Regions from separate parts of the Homo sapiens genome. Here region 2 is linked to region 1. The links are chromatin loops, found by intact Hi-C in ENCODE. Cell type or tissue: heart left ventricle. All regions are shown on one strand. Each heading gives the region's core, and the rest is flanking DNA. Links, peaks and the distances in the headings are about the cores only. Region 1 has its middle 6.2 kb from the start of PTCH1. Region 2 has its middle 120 kb from the start of PTCH1.

Evidence for each region. Peaks named below come from ENCODE experiments on the same cell type or tissue, not always from the same donor. Only the 100,000 strongest peaks of a DNase experiment are listed, where the experiment ranks them.
Region 2: it touches region 1 in a loop (2.6-fold over the local background); 11 of 110 quality-filtered maps call a loop at or near these places.

The regions. Positions count from the first base shown.
Region 1 is chr9:95,511,143-95,519,704 of GRCh38, forward strand. It overlaps a transcript of PTCH1 not described here. Among named protein-coding and RNA genes, the nearest start is that of PTCH1, 6.2 kb to the left of the region's middle. RefSeq lists enhancers at 1-290, 291-1,052, 918-1,890 and silencers at 1-93, 314-363. In heart left ventricle, for the core only: no CTCF peak of the experiment used is centred there; DNase peaks (open chromatin) are centred at 4,729 and 5,603; H3K4me3 peaks cover 1,438 bases.
Region 2 is chr9:95,621,482-95,630,043 of GRCh38, forward strand. No RefSeq gene overlaps it. Among named protein-coding and RNA genes, the nearest start is that of PTCH1, 120 kb to the left of the region's middle. RefSeq lists enhancers at 5,102-5,781, 5,634-6,833, 6,306-6,600. In heart left ventricle, for the core only: no CTCF peak of the experiment used is centred there; DNase peaks (open chromatin) are centred at 5,064 and 5,550; H3K27ac peaks cover 1,223 bases.

The sequences.
Region 1 (8,562 bases), core at 3,262-5,761:
GCGCTGGGGGCTGCGGCGGGGCGCGCCGGCCACCGGGGCGGTCCACGCGGCTCCCGCAGGGGGCCCGTCCGCCGGCTCTCCCCGCCCCCTTCCTTCCTCCCCGGCGGTTTCCCCTCCCCGCTTCCTTCCTTCGGCCTGCGCCTTCTCCTTCCTCCCTCGCCCCGCTCCCTCCCTCAATCTCCCCTCCCCCACCAGCCTGGCCACCTTCCCTCCAGCCTCTCCTCCTCCCCGGCTTCAGGGGGAGGCCCTTCCCCCGACCCCCTAACCCGCAAACCGTATGCGGTGCCGGGGTCAGGGCGGGATGTCCCGAGGAAGAGAGGGAGACGGGGTGGAGGTGTTTGGGGGCGTTCGCGGGATCCGGAGGGGGACCTGAGCACCGGGCCAGCGCGGAAATTCAAAACTCAGACCGCTTAAGGAGCACGTGATTTTGTGAGTGCCTCAGGGAAGGGCTGCGGAAACTCGGAAAGCAGGCGGGCAGCATGCGAGGAAAATGACACTGAGTTGATAAAGAGCTCAGACGGCTCCACACATTGCCAGTTTCATCTTTGAGTACGATCCTGATGTTTATTAGGTTTGATAAATAGCACAAAACAGGAAAAGAGGTTTACTATTCTAGCTTTTCTTACTGAATGGTTATGCCGACACTTCAAGTCGAACCATTGTGTGTTTGCTTCTGGAAATTGCTTTTTAAAAACTGGGGGAGGGGGGTAGTACCCCTAGTTTTGCATGTTAGCCTTTTTATATTTCAAGCTTGCTGGAGGGCAAGGAACCATATAGCCAAAGACACGTTGCTATGTTTGTCTTTTCAAACTTCTCCACCACGTTTTGGCCCAAAACTATTAGTGTTTCGTCTCAATCTTTTACTAGAGGGATTTCAGTATAGCTTGTTTGGAAGAAGGAATTCTGGAAGGAAATGGTAAGCTGTGTGCCCGTAATGGATCCGCCTCACTCTCCGCACGCGGCTGCATGTCCTCTGGTTCCGGCGGCTGCCACATGCACGTCATTTCAGTGGCAAAGCCTCTTCCACTCAGGCCCATATCCCTTAGTTTGACTTAATTCCTAAACGTTTTGAACATTGATCCCCGGAGCTTTCAGTGCCCTGAGCCCCCTCGCCCGCTGTTTGATGGGTTAACTTTTCAGCATCTCAGACAATGGTCCCGGCCTGTAAATTCTACCCGTGGGTTCCAGGACGCACTCCGGAGCCTCGGCTCTAACGAGCGCTATCTTAATCTCCCCACCCCCCACCCGCCGCTTCCCCTGTGGTCTGCTTTTTTCATACTTAGAGATGAATTACTTTGAGGATCTAATTGGCCTTGTTTCTGTAACGTTTTAAGAAAGGGAAGAGGAGCCAGTGTAAAAGCCTGCTCGACTTGGGTGGTCAGGGCTGAGGCTGCCCCCAATTTGCCTCATTGCTGATGCATGCGAGTGCGACATTCCCAGCGATAATGTTGTTCCTAATCAATCTGCCCTTATTTACATTTGTAAGCATTGTCGGCTTTAATATGCATGCCCTGTGCAGGGGACTGCTGTGCCACACCGGGTTTGTTAACTTCAACTAACCACAAGGATTCCACAGATCTGAGATGCAGACTGGGGCAGCCAGACCTGCTAAGGTGTCCTCCGGGAAGACAGTCCCTTTAAATGGCCCTTCTGCCTCTGGCACCCCTTGTGACAGTTACCAAATAAAAATAAGTGAGAACTTGGGGCCTTATCAGCCAGCAGGAGTTGCCAGCCTTTATGAAGCAACAGCTGAGTGTTCCATTTCCCCTTTCCAAGTAAAGTTCATCTCAATGCATAAATTGTCATTTTGGTCTCCCAGTCATGATCCAAGACTTCTCATTGGAGTGTGTAGTTTTCAAAGCAGATGCCTTAAGCTCTCCGGATTCCCTCACATCTCCTCCCTTCTCTGTTCCAATACTACAAATATCCATGGCCACACCACACACATTTCAAAAATGACATCAGATTATCCAAATGATGACAATGAAATAAAACATCTGCCCTTTGTGTTGGGATGTTCCAATGGTAAGCAATTGTGGAAGCCAGACTTGGTGGAGTTATGAAAAACCACAGTGAGATTTAACTTTTCACTGGTTTCTCAGATCAAACCAAATGAGTCTTTAAAATCCAATGTAATTTGGCAAGTTTTGCAGAGTATAAATGAATAAAGGGGTTAATGTATTCCAGTAATTTGACCCTGGGGCCATTTATAATTTTGTCTACTGAGTTTAATACTCTTCCAGAAATACAAGGAATTGCAAACATGATTTTAAGTCCTACAGTATTTTTGTTGAGAGGGTCGGATGGAGAGAGGAATTGGGGATTTGATGCAATATTCTTTTACTGCATGGGGAGCCCAGGATACAGGATGTGAGTGATGGTCAAGGCAGGGCTTCAGCAGTTCCAAGCAGGTACCTTGAATATGAGTTGAGTCGACTCAACTCAAGCCAATGTGCCACCATCCACCACATTTTCTTGGCTCCCTAAGAATGCCTTACTATTTTCTCATTGGCAGCTTTTGTATATTCTTAAAAGGTGATGGTAGAAAATGAGTCTAAAAGGTTTCAGGGAAGTCGGGGACGGGGTGGGGGGAGATTCAGCAGCTACAAAATTTAAAACTACTGGGCTTGACTCCCCTCCCCTACTCCCTTCCACCTTCTGTTTCCTCCCCTTATTTACCCCCTCCCCAGGCTGGAGGAAAGGGAACAGCTCTAGCCAACTTGTCAAAATAATGCTGCTAATTACCCCTGATCTCCTTTAATGGGAAGCTGCTCCTAACTCCACAAAGGAGTAAATGAGGGGTCTACAGCACAAACCCGGGAGCACTGGCATTTTTTGAGCTTACAGTGAGCTGGGGGTGGGGAAAGCGGCAGAGGGGAGTGTCCTGAGAAGGTCCCAGAAATCTCCACATTGATTACTCCAGGTCTAAATACTAGCTTGAAAGGGGAATTAGACTTTATGTATTGCCAAAAGCTATTGGTATTCTCTTGCTAAGCATGTCACCAACTGCTGAATGTTCAGAGCCTACTATGAACTTGAAAGAAAACAGAGCATTGACCCCTGCATTGATCCCTCTCTCTCCAAATATATTCTTACCCACATTGCTTTCCTCTCATGGATAGAGATGTATTCCTACAACACCCAGACTTTGAACATGTTTTGCATCCTTCCCTCTCCTCGCCTCTCCCTGTCTAATATATCTCTATCAAGCTTTGCGTTTGCTAGGAGGCACACCATTCATTTCAGTGATCTCTGCTATTGGGTCCTGCATGAAAAAGAAGCTGAGCAACATGATCCCTTTGACCCACTGCTGGAGCAACAAATTTATCAGAAATATAGGCATGAGAAATGAAAGGGAAGTAAAACAATTCCAGCTTATTGTGTGTCTTTCTTTCATACTGCTAATCCGGTTTACACATCACGCCTACACGTCTCAATAGGGCATTATACACTGTGGCAGAGGCTGGAGAAAATAAAAGGTGTGTGTGTGTGTGTGTGTGTGTGTGAGAGAGAGAGAGGAATGAGGATAAAAACGGGAGACATATTTTAATCCACATTGATTAACCTCATCAGTTTATCTATCTGTAGAAAGTTGAAGATAATTTTGTAAAACAGCCTTTTTCTTTTCAGAAAATAATTCCAAATGGTTCTAAGTTTTGTTCAAATAGCTTCAAAGATTATGACTACTTTATAACCAGAAATTAGATACACCACTCACAGTGAGTTTGAAATGAAGCTAATACCCCAAATTGAGAATGGCGGGGCCTATTGATGTCTACCTTGATTCAACATTTTAATTGAAACAGATCATGGACTCAAAGGCATTTTATAGCCTTGTGGAAGGAAGCTGGGTGACAACTGGAACACACATAAACTCACAATCGAAAGCCCCTTGTTTTACAACTTGGGCACTCCATGCACCTGAGGCAACAATTTATCCGGAGTACCACCCAGAAATTTTAAGTTGCAATAACAAAGGATGACACCATAAAGCATTGTCTTTCTTTGTGGAGGCGATTAATTGCATGCTGAACTACTGTCGCCAATAAACACAGAAATAAATAAAAACCTAAAAGAAATGCACACACACAGAATGCTGAAAAAGGACTATTGTGGTAGTTCAAGACCTCAGTGATCCAATTATCAAATATTTAGAGCCACCCATTGTGGCTCTTTATTATTTATGTCTAGTTCTTTTGTATTTCTCCTCCCCAGGGAGGAAGAAAGGATAAAAAGGGAGGAAGACGGTCTTCTCTCCCAGGTGCAGGAAAACAGGTCTGTGGGTGTCTTCCACAGCCGCCCACCCATATGGTTCTTCTTAGGTGATGGAAACAGATCAGTTTCCCTGAGAGTGTGCTCATCCACACGCTAGCATCATTTTAAACATGAACGTACTAAATACGTGGAGACACAGCGCATGTCACCCAGAGGCACAGTTTCTGGGGGTCTTGGGGTTCAGCGCTGGGCCCGGGCCTGTAAAGTGAGAATCGGTCCGGCCCGCCCCCGGGCTCCCCTGAGGCCGCACTCTGCACTCTAAGCACTGGGCTGGTCGCCCATCTCTGTAAGGGTGGCAGCCACCCAAGCGCCTGAATCGGTGGGCATAAGAGTCACACACACCACCTCTCTTACCCACCGCCCCTTCCAGAACTCCAAAAGCCTCTCTGGCCCTTTTCCCGCAGCATGGGAGGGGAGGTGGGTAAGGTGCGTCTCTTCTAGCCCGGGTGTCCCGCACCCCTAGGCGTGCGTGCGGGCTCGAGAGCGGGTCTGCGGGGCGCGAGCGTGCCCTTCCCTGCGGCTGCGGCTGCTCCCGCGAGCTGGCGGCAGCGGCTTCCGCGCGCGCGCTCTGAGCCCCCTCCCCTCGGCGCTGTCACTCTCCGCACCAGCCCTTCCATCACCAGCTCTGCCTCCGCTGGCGAGTCAGTAGCCACCACCAGGCTGATGAGCGGAAGCCAAGGTGGCGACCCTTTCAGGCGTGAAAATGGGAGCTCCGGCGACCCCCTCCGTGAGAATTCCCCCCGGAGCCGTTCCTCAGCCGGGGCCCGCCGCGGCCAGCCCCCTCCCCGCCACGCGGGGCTGGCCTCGGGGGCGGGGGCCCGGGCGTGCGAGCGAGCGTGGAGGCGCGGGACCCGCGCTCCCGCGCCCAGGCGGCGCAGCCCACCCGGCTCCACGGCCCCGGCGCGCGGCCCGCCCCTCCTGCCCGGCGCTCGGGGCTCGCTCCTCCGTCCGCCGCGCGGGGCGTCCCGCGTCCCCGTGTCCCCGCGCCGCCCGAGGAGCACGGCGCGCGAGGCGAGGTGGCGTCGGCGGCCGCCGCGCTGGCTGCACTCACCATAGCCGGCCGTCAACCCCTGCTCGGAGCGCGGGTGCCGATGGCGCGGACGCTGGGCTTGGATTTCACATCAATTCCTTTTTTTTCCCTGGCCCCCCTTTCCTCGTCCTCCGCTCCTCCGTCTTCTCCCAGTCTTCCCTCGTCTCCCCCTTGCCTTGTCGCTGCGGGTCTCTTTGTCTCCCCTGTCGTCTTTTTCTTCTCCTCCGTTTTCTTCTTCTTCTTCTCCTCCTCCTCCGTCTTTACAAAAGGAACGGAAAGTGTAAAAACCCCGGCGCGCTGGGCCGCCGGAGGCTTTCGGCGGAGTGCAGCGCGGACTCACAATTACAAGCCTGTTTCTATTAAGCAGTTCCATGGCCCTCGGCGTGGGTGGTCTGCCGCGCCATAGGCAGGACCTGTCAGGGTCACGTGACGGATCCGAAAACTTTACCCCTTTACAATAAACTCAAGGAAAGCAAAGTAAACTCGAGGAACGTGCTATCAGCACAGCCCTCCTGGGTAAACAGGCGCTCCCCTCCCCGCCTTCCTGGGAGGCGCCCTGCCCGGCGAGCTCCCGCGAGCCTAGCCACCCTCTCCCCGCCCCCCGCGGCCGTGTTTGCGGGGGGCCGCCGGGCTGGGGGTCTCCGCGCGCTCCCGCGGCTTCTCCACCTTGTGCTCGGCTCCCCCGCCCCCGCACACATTATTTGCTAACATTTGGCCATCTTGTCCCAACGCCGGTCGGGGGAGGTGTGGGGAAGCAAGGAAGCTCCTTTTAGCATCCTCAGCGGTCCGGGAAGTGGGGGGTTCCCAGAGGACTGCAGAAGAACACCACCTTTCATGCTTGCATTCTCAAAGCCTTTCCTTCTCGCATTCCCACGGAAGCGCGGAAAAGCTGGGAGCCTTCTAGATGACAGGCCTACGGGCCGCCAGAGGGGCGGGGAGCAGGAAAACCGGACAGATCACAGCGCCTTCCCGGGGAAATTTCAGCACGAGATGTGTGCGGATTCGTGTCGGTCCCTCGGAAGCCGTTTCTTCTGAAAGAGACCAAGGTGGCGTCCCTTGGAAACCAAGATTTGTACCTGGTCCGAAGAATCACGGATTGACATTTGCTCCCTTTCTCTTCTGATTCCTGTGGTTTCTGGGGTATGCCACCCAAATGCTCCCACCTACTGTGCCGTCCTGTGCCAGGCGGCCTTGGGTGACTGGCCTAAACCTAGGAGCTGGTGGGTCGCGCGGATAACCCTGCTCTCGCTCAAGACTGAAGCGTTCTATTCGGGAGCGCCCCCGCTACAATGTCTGACATTTTATCTGCTCAACCCCGCCGCTGGTAGACGGTGTTTCACACACTGCGACTTTAAATGGGCCACATTATGAATAAAGATGAATTACAGATACAAGGGCAGGGTAGAGGGAGTGAGAACATTTACTGCAGCTCTGAAGAGCTGACTAGCTGGTCTTGAAATAAAGCCAGACTCTTCTCACTTCATTCTGGGCTGACAGTGTGATTAGGTGTGTGTGTGTGTTGGGGGCGGGGGGGGCGGGGCGGGGGTAGAAGAGGTGCCCCATGTGTTATTAAATAATAATAATCATCCTAGGAGTTTTGGGATCTCCCTCCCACAAAGATGACGTAGCCATTCTTGAGCAGAGTCATTTGAGTTTCCAGAATGTATGTGTTTGAGACACGTTAAGTAATTAAGCATTAGAAGGGGGGCAGCCCTGTGAATTTGGCTGGTCCAGAAGGTCATTTTCATACCAGTGACTTCAGTCAAAAATGGACTCAAATGCATATTGGCTGACCATGGATTCTAAAAGTCACAATAGTTGTAACAACAACAACAAAAAACCCAACATTTCCCTTCGAAACACTTCCCCCTGTCTTTTGGTGTCATATCAAAGGGCCCTGTTTATCTATAAATGTGAGTGGGGTTATGAACAGGAAGGTATACATAATCTCCAAATAGAGGGGTCTAGAATATGAGGGAGAAAGGGGGATAAGAAAAAAGAGAAACAGCCGACAAAGGGCATTTAAATGGCCCACAATATACAGTTGCTAGGAAAATTACAGCAGAACTTGAGGAGTTTGCTTTTTCTAGTTAAAATGAAGACCCTCATGGAAGCACACTTGGCTACATGCTCCTGCTGAGTTGTGGCCAAGGCTGATACTCAAGAGTGGACACTAGTTTTGTGTGGCCTAGGACTTAGGCAGCTTTCAGAGTGAACGGGGAGTGGGGAGCTTCTTTAGCAACTCAAAACTGCAAACACAAAATTAAGTACAGGGCCTTGAAGTGGCCTGGGCAGGGAGGAGCCCTAAAGCTACCTGGGCTTCTAGGAAATCGCCTTTCTTGAGTGTGCAGACAGGAGGACGACAGAACTACCCAGTCTTTGTGGTCCTGGTGGTCTACGCTGTCCCTTAGTTAGGACTGAATGTGTTCATATGAGTCTTATCTTAGTCCAAGGCTTTACAATTGGGAGCAAAGACAAGTTTGTTTTGTACAAGAGTGTAAGTACTTAGAGTTGGGCAGGAGTGGCATAATGAGGCAGGGAGTAGAAAATCTGGTGTTAAAACGTACAAGTATAGGAAGGAGGGAAGCCCCTGGAAATGTTCTCTCTTGTAGAATGTAAAAAGTTCCTCTTCAAAGTTTCCCCTTCCCTTCTTGTTAAAGAATAAATCATAAGTGTTAAAAATAATAGTTTCTTTTAAAAACTAACTTCCTTCAAGCCTCCTTGCTTTGTGCTAATAACTCTTTGTTAAGCCCTATCGTATGTAGCTGTTAAACATGCTCACAGGCACATAGTACATTCTATGTCCTTGTACCTTAACCAAGATATTTATGCTGGACATGCTCACAGGCAAGTTCCAGCTGGCAGCCTATGGCCCTTCCCTGTATGGCACAAGCAACTTCCTGTTTTCCTTTGTCTTTTCATTACTTTTACCTATTTAGAAAAGTTTTAAACTGTTAGCCAATCTGGTTTTAGTTTAGATTGTGAGGTCTGGCTCCAGCCAATGGAGACAGGACACAGTCTCAGGAACAAACTATGTAAGGGATAAAAATTGCTTCCCTCCTTTGTTCAGGTGTGCTGTCACATTGTTTCATCTCTGATGAGCACCCTTTCTGCAGAAAGTAATAATGGCCTTGCTGAGAGAATTAAATTTATGTTCGAGTGCTGTTTCTTCGAGTGCTGTTTCTTTGCAGCACCAGGGAACAAGCATTCTGTTTCTAAATAAACATTTTCCATGTAACGTCTCCCAAAAGCAACCT
Region 2 (8,562 bases), core at 4,066-6,565, 110 kb after region 1:
TTTTAATTGTTTTGGGGCACCATGAACCATTCCAATAAAAGATGGCGAACTTAATCAATAAATGCTGTGTGTGTTCTGAGTGCCCATTCCTTGTCTATATCCCTTGCCTTGGGCCTCCCTGAGACAAAACAATATTAAAAGTAGGCCAGTTAATAACCCTAATGGCTAGTAAGTGTTCCAGTAAGGAGGAGTTGCATATCTCTGACATTAAATGATTAAGCTAGACATGATTAAGCTGAATGAGGAAGGCATGTTGAAAGCTGAGACAGGCCAAAAGCTAAGCCTTTTGAGCCAAACAGTTAGCCAAATTGTGAATGTAAAGGAAGAGTTTGTAAAAGAAATTGAAAGTGCTACTCCAGTGAACACACGAATGATAACATAGCAAAATACCCCTTTTGCTGACCTGGAGAAAGTTTGAGTGGTCTGGATAGAAGGTCAAACTAGCTATAATGTTCATTTAAGCCAAAGCCTAATCCAGAGCAAGGCTCAGTACTGAATCTCTTCAATTCTGTGAAGGCTGAGAGTAGTGAGGAAGTTGCAGAAGAAAAGTCAGAAGCTAGCAGAGGTTGGTTCACGAGGTTTAAGGAAAGAAGCCATCTCCATAACATAAAAGTACACAGTGAAACAGCAAGTGGAGATGTAGTAGCTGCAGCAAGTTATCCAGAAGATCTAGCTAAGATGAAGGTGGCCACACCAATCAACAGATTTTCAGTGTAGGTAAAACAGCCTTAAATGCAAAGAAGATGCTACCTAGGACTTTCATAGCTAGAGAAGAGAAGTCAGTGCCTGGCTTCAAAGGACAGGCTGACTCTCTTGTTAGAGGCTAATGCAGCTGGTGACTATAAGTTGAAGCCAATGTTCATTTACCATTTTGAAGATCCCAGGGCCCTTAAGAATTAGGAGCCGGGCACAGTGGCTCACGCCTGTAATCCCAGCACTTTGGGAGGCTCAGGTGGGCAGATCACAAGGTCAGGAGTTCGAGACCAGCCTGCCCAATATGGTGAAACCCCATCTCTACTGAAAAACACAAAAATTAGCTGGTTGTGGTGGTGTGCACCTGTAGTCCCAGCTACTTGGGAGGCTGAGGCAGGAAAATCACTAGAACCCGGGAGGCAGAGGTTGCAGTGAGCCGAGATCATGCCACTGCACTCCTGCCTGGGTGACAGAGCAAGACTCCCTCTCAAAAAAAAAAAAAAAAAAAAGGACTGGGCTAAATCCACTGCCTGTGTTCTATAAATGGAACAACAAAGCCAGGATGACAGCACATCTGTTCACAACATGGTTTACTGAAGATTTTAAGCCCACTATTGAGAACTACTGCTCAGAAACAAAGATTCTTTTCCAAATATTACTGCTCATTGTTAATGTACCTGGTCACCCAAGAGCTCCAACAGAGATGTGCAAGGAGATCAACATTGTTTTCATGCCTGTGAACACAACATCCATTCAGCAGCTCATGGATCAAGCAGTCACTTTGACTTTCAAGACTCAGTATTTAAGAAATACATTTCATAAGGCCTTAGCTACCATACTTAGTGATTCCTCTAATGGATCTGGGCAAAGTACATTGACAGCCTTCTAGAAAGGATTCACCATAGTAGATGCCATTAAGAACATTTGTGATTTATGGAAGGGGTCAAAGTATCAATATTAACAGGAGTTTAGAAGAACTGGATTCCAACCCTTATGGATGACTCTGAGGGGCCAACATTTCAGAGGAGGAAGTCACTGCAGATATGGTGAAAATAGCAAGAAAACTAAAATTAGAAGTGGAGTCCAAAAGTGTGACTGAATTGCTGCAATCTCATGATAAAACTTTAGTGTATGAGGAGTTGATTCTCATGGATGAGCAAAGAAAGTGAGATGGACTCTGATCCTGGTGAAGCTGCTGTGAACATTGTTGAATGACAACAAAAGATTTAGAATATTCCATAATCTTAGTTGATAAAGCACTGCAGGGTTTGAGAGGATTTACTCCAATTTTGAAAGAAGGTCTACTGTGGGTCAAATGCTATCAAACAGCATCACCTGCTACAGAGAAATCTTTTGTGAAACGGAGAGTCAATTGATGTGGCAGACTTCACTGTTGTCTTATTTTAAGACATTGCCACAGTCACCCCAGCCTTCAGCTGCCACCACCCTGATCAGTCAGCAGCTATCAACATCAAGGCAAGGCCCTCTACCAGCAAAAAGACTGTGACTCACTTAACGCTCAGATGATCATTAGCATTTTTTTAGCAATAAAATATTTTTGAATTACGGCATGTACATCTTTAAAAAACATAACTCTATTGCACACTTAATGGACTACAGTGTAGTGTAAACATAACTTTTATAGCACTAGGAAACCAAAACAATGTGTGACTCACTTTATTGTGATGTTTGTGATATTTGTTTTATTGCGGTGGTCTGGAATAAAACCTGAGGTATGCAATACGCCTTGTACATCAATCTCTCATCTCAGAATTAGAATTCAGAAGTAAGATGGTTGGGAAGGGATGCATATTAACACATTGCTTTGAAATTGAAGTCAGTTTTTTCCTAACTGAAGCTAGATCTGGCTTGGCTGCTGTCTTGATGAATGGACTGCTTTGCCAAATAGGTTACATGGCAGGCATTTCCATGAACTGAATGAGCTGCACCTAAAATGCCATGATTTGGATGAAAATGTACTTAAAGCATATGATGAGATAAAATAACTTCATTGAAAATCGTGAGGGTGGAGCGGGGAATGAAGAGTAGCTGCTAATAGGTATGAAATTTCTTGCTGGGGAGATGCAAATGTCCTGGAATTAGACAGTGGTGATGGCTGCACAACTTTCTGAAGATACTAAAACCCACTAAATTGCACACTTTAAAAGAGTGATCTTTCTGGTATGTGAATTACATCTCAATTTGAAAGGCAAAAAAAAAAATTGTATTGGCAAAGTTGTGTTAAAATGACTAGTATTTTAATTTTCCTAACCTTTTCCATGTTAACAAGGAATCTCTAAGTAAATGAGTAGCAGGTATAATTAGCAGTCATCTGAGAAGTTTGGGGGCAGTCTTTTTGGTGTATTTCCCAGAATCAAGACAGTGAATGACAAATGACTGGGTAACAAATACATTTTCATGTCTCATGGTTTCCATTTCTTTTCTTTTGACAAAATTGAAGGGGGACCAAGTTGATTTGTCAGGTGACAGGTCATTACTAATTTTTGATAATAGTTTATAATGTAATTTTTGACATCATAAAACTCCTTTCATTGATCTCTTGTTTTTGAGGAGAACAAAGTTTCTCACAATGTTTTTCTAAAAATGTGAAATAGAAATAGAATTAATTTTGGACCCCATTTCATTTTAGCAATAAGTAATTTTCTTCTGTGAGTATATCAGCTGATTGAAAAAAACACCTTTTTGATTATTTATTTAAACACATTATAGAGCTATGTTGTTTTGATCAATTGTATTCTGATGATTATTGAAATTATAAACTTGGTCTAGAAAAAGCTGTTTAAACCTTACAGTCTTACAATGATACTGAAATTAAAATTTTAGTGTATGTGCATTTTTGTGTCAGAATAGAATGATAATGATGGTCATTTATGAAAATAACTTTCAAACATGACAATTGCTAAGATATTCCTTAGCAAATGACAATTGCTAAGAAGTACGAGGAGTAAATGGAATGGAAATATGAGTTCAAGGAGAAAATGGAACAAGAAGCAAATAAAGAAGACTTTTCATGTATTTTAAAAATTGGTCATTGTGGGTACAGAATTGCTCCGCTACTTAGTTCCATTGGCAGAGTTTAAAAGAGTGATGTAATGGTTTTATTTTAAAATGCTAATATTTACAATAGTAAGGAAATGACATTCTCTGCAACTATTTAAACTCACAATAAAAGTTTTTAAAAATGTCATCTTAAAACTGTGAGGGAGAAAATGGGTTTTCAAATCCTGAGGGGTGATTGGATGTACCGGGGTGAGGGAGCTTTGCAGAGGAGGTGCTGGGAGCTGCACTTCGACAGGAGAAAGATGTCTGCCAGTCAGAGGAGGGCCCAGCCAGTTGCCTACTGGAGGCTGAGGTTTTAGGGGCAAAAGGCTGGCTCCTGGCACACTCACCAGGATGCCCATTACCATAGCAACTGATATCGTGGCCATTTTGTAGACACCCAAGTGTGAGAAGCAGCTATGTGACGGTCAACAATGCAGCTGCAGATGGCAGCACCCTTTGCTGGCCCCTGGCGAGTGTGTGTGCATGGCTCTCTGCTTTCTCTGTGGTGGCTGTTGTTCAGCGGCACCCTGAATTAGCCTGGCTTCAAACCCCAACTGCCTTCCCTTGCCCCACAGCATGCTAAGAGGACAGGACCACCCGTGCACCCCCAGGCTTCCAGAAATCAGGTGGCACTTTCAATCCCCAGGATCCAAGAGGATCAAAACAACGAGGCCGAGTTTGAAAAATGGACAAGAATAAGCTCAAAAAGAGCAGAGCAGAGGCTTTATCTTTTGTTGTGTTAGTGAGAAGGAAAACCTTGGTAAAGTTGGTGTATGGGGACGGGTCTTGGCTTGGAGGGTTTCCAATTGACTTGAAAAGAAACTCGGGCCTTTTTGCCCTATGAACCCAGCTCAGAAGCTTGTAGGGGAAGCAAATTTGAACTGCAGACCTCAAAATTGTGTTTGTGTTGACTGGGGAGCCACAGAGCCAGGTAGCACGTTGGTAAGAGTTCTCACACTTCTAGAAAATGCTGCAGTTGGAGCCTGCCCGGGGTGGGCTGTCCTGGGGCAGGAGAGCAGCTTCAGGCAGGGTCCGTGCAGAGAGGAGCCCCCGAGGCCTGTCCTGCCCCCCACCTTCAGTGTGGATTCTGCATTTATGCTTATTTATTTTCAAGTGTGTATACAGATGTGTGGGTTTTCTGAAGAGATGTGAGGGGAGGGAAGCAAATGTAGCTGTGCGGAATGTTTTGAGCCACAGCCATCGGGATCCAGAGGAAAATGGTTGACTTTTTCCAGCCTGCCCAGATGGGCCGAGCGTGTGGCATGTTAGCTCTGGCAGGGCCCCCGGGCTCTGTAAACACCGCTGCGGCCCTAGGCCGGGACGCCATGTGGACTGTCAGGACTTGCTGCCTAATGGGCTCTCGCAGAGTCTTCCAGCCGCTTCCTCTGGTCTCTGTGGCTCTGGGGAAAGCCTCGGGGACAGGGTGGGAGTCAAGTTATTTGATTCTGTCCCTTGAGGTCCATTTGTCCACTTCCCAGAAGAGCTGGACTGACAGCGAAAGGGACGTTCTTCTCTTGGGCAGGAAGACCTTGCCAGCATCCATGCTATGTGTGTTTCAGGAGCGGAGGGCAGGTTCAATTAGCTGCGGCAAGTCAGGTCTCGGAGAGGTCGTGGGAGGCCCCTCACCCTGGAGCCAGCTCCCCTTCCCCTCTCTGTTGCTTTCCGGGTTCCTTTTTTATGTCCGCTCTGGATGAGTGCATTTGCCTTCTGCCCTTTTCACTTCAATGGCCCTGATGCCGTCGTGTCCCGGCGACACACGTGCATGCTGAGCTCAGCGGCGTGGATGGGTGCCAGGTGCCAGGCTCCACTGTCAGCAAATCACACCCTCTCCTCAGCCCGCCACAGCCTTTCTGAGACTTGGGTCTATAAATTGCATCATGACAAGTCGCCTGGGAACTTCCCTCGCTGCTGGCAGCTCCACACCCATGCATTTCCTTTTCCTGTAAAAAAAAAAAAAAAATCAATTCCCAGCTCAAACTCAAGAGAGAAGGTTAGTTATATCGAAACCTACTGCACATAGACACTATATTTTCAGGAAAATATTGTCACCTTTTGAAATCTGTCACGTTGTGTTCCTTCCCGTTCCTGACCCCCTTCCTGGTCCCCTCCCTCCCCAGCCTTGACAGGAACAGTCAGCCTCAAGTCAAGCCTACAGCCACGCCCCATGCCCCTACCCCAGGAGGATGCGTGCTTTCAGAAATGGTTCCAGTGGTGGTGAGGCCCTCAGCCCCCCAGGACCCTCCTGTCAGCAGGGGAAGTTGACCGAGAGGGATGCTTGGGGTCGGGAGGTTGAGCCTTAAGACAGAGATCTCGGACGCATGGCGGGTTTCTGCTTAGCTGATGATGTTGGGCAGTTTTCTCATCTTTGCCCCACCTTCCTCATTTCTGAAATAGGAGAGGAATAATTTCACAGGAGGAAATGAGCATCCAGGTCAGTCATCAGTTTCCAGTGTCAGGACGCTGCATGGAGTGGTGTTCTCTCTTTACCACCCAACCAGGGCATGCTTTTCCACCTTTCCATGGATGCCAAGCCTTTGAATGAAAGCATCAGTCTCCAGGAGTCTTGGGCTAAAATCAAATCTATGAACTTAGAAAGGAGGTAGAATGGACATTTGTTGTTTTTGCTGCTCCCCGTTCATGCTAATAGCACCCCATTTCCTTTCCAGGAAATGACCTCATCCCCGTCCTGTGCATTCCAGGGAATTAGCTCACCCGCATGGTAGACTGTCAATCAAGGCGCCCTGCTCTCCCTGGCCAAGCGGTAGGCATGTTACTACAGTGGGGCCAACTGGATTCTCCCTTTTATGCATTGGATCTGGGGCAGCCTCACGAGTCAGGACACACGCTGCACTTGATACATACCAGAGTGCTTCCTCAGCCACAGCCATGGTTCCTGCCAGACCCCCCAGAGAGTCCCTGGTCCTGTTCACTCTGGCCGGGGGCAGTGGCCACCTGAAAAAGACTGATGTTAGTTTCCTACCCGCCTGTGCTAAATAAGCAGAAAGAAAAGTTCTTCCCACCTGAATGGGTGAGCTGAGGGGTCAAACCACAGGGCACCCAACATCATCATGCTGAGGATGAGAAATTAATCCACAAATGCTGCCTGAGCAAGGGACAATGGGACTCAGAAGTGCTAGAACTCTTTCCAGATAATGGAAACTGGATCCTGGGATCGCAAAACATGCAGGTGGCTCTTGAGCAACGCGGGTTTGAACTGCGCGAGTCCACTTGTACATGGTTTTCCTTCCATCTCTGCCCCCAGAGAGAGCGAGGCTAACCCCTCCTCCTCCTCGTCCTCCTCGTCCTACTCCACATGAAGACAATGAGGTCTTTAGGATGGTCTGCTTTCACTTATAGACTAGTAAATGTATTTTCTCTTCCTTATGATTTTCTTAGTAACATTTTATTTTCTCTAGTTTACTTTATTGTAAGAATACAGTATGTAATACATAAGACATACAAAATATGTGTCAATCAACTGCTTATCTTCTTGGTTTCCAGTCAAAAGTAGGCTATTAGTAGTTAGGTTTTTAAGGAGTTGAAAGTTCTGTGTGAATTTTTGGCGGCTCAAGGGATCACCACTCATAACTCCGACAGTGCTCAATGGTCAACTGTGTATCTTTCTGCATTTGTGTCAAATAAGGAGGGTCATTCATCTCTTCTTTCTCCTCCTCTGCTCCTTCCTTGTCTTTGAAAAAAAAACTTTTTTTGAGAGACAGGGTCTTACTCTGTCATCCAGTCTGAAGTACAGTGGCGCGATTATAGCTCACTGTAGTGTCAAATTTCTAGACTCACGTGATCCTCCTGCCTCAGCTTTCTGAGCAGCTGAGACTAGAGGCATGCACCACCACATCCAGCTAATTTTTGTTTTTATTTTTATTTTTGTGGAGATGTGGTCTTGCTATGTTGCCCAGGCTGGTCTCAAACTCCTGGGCTCAAGTGATCCTCCTGCCTCAGCCTCCCAAAATGTTGGAATTACCAGCATGAGCCATCATGCCTGGCCCTTGTCTTCTTATTATTTATTTATTTTGTTTCTTTCTTTTAGGGGGCAAAGAAGATGGACATTTTTTGATGGAAGCCAGTTTAATCTATATCCTTTACAGTATCTATTTAACCAAGTTAAGGTTCTCTCTGTCTATCTGGATGATCAGGGGTCATGCCTCTATAACTGGAGCCTGAAAACCAAATTTGCCATTCTGGAGTAGCTTCTCTGGAGTTGAAGCTGTTGCTGAAACTCTGTCAAACCAATTTAGCAAAACAAGCGGAAGAGGTAAAGTCATCGCTCTCCCCTCCTTCTTCACCCATGGCAGATAGGGTGGCTTTCTTGCAATCAGGCACAAATCTTCCTCTGTCCTACCTGGTCTACTTTTTCTATTAAGACAACTTTTCACTGCCTAAGCTCACAGGCAACCTTGAAGGGAGCTGCATTTTCCTCAGCAAAATCGCGCAGGCCTTACCTGTTAATGTGCCCGCGATGAGGCAAAACCGTGGCAACCATGTGGGTTCTACAGTGGAGGGGGCCACATTCCAGATGGGTCCTTAAGATCTGGAGATCTGGGTGACATTATCTCAAAGAACAGGTGGACATTATCTCAGGACCTGGGGACAGCAGTTACAGGGGTGGAATAACCACAGCTTCCACTTCCTGTAGCTCAGCCCAGCGGCTGTGGAAAGGACTGTGGATACATTTTGACCACCCTTTCCAGTTTCTCTTTTGTATTAGTTATAGTAATTCATGCTAGCTGTTATAACAAATAGTCCTCAAATTCCAATAACTGAATACAAGTGTGTTTCTCAGGTGTGCAA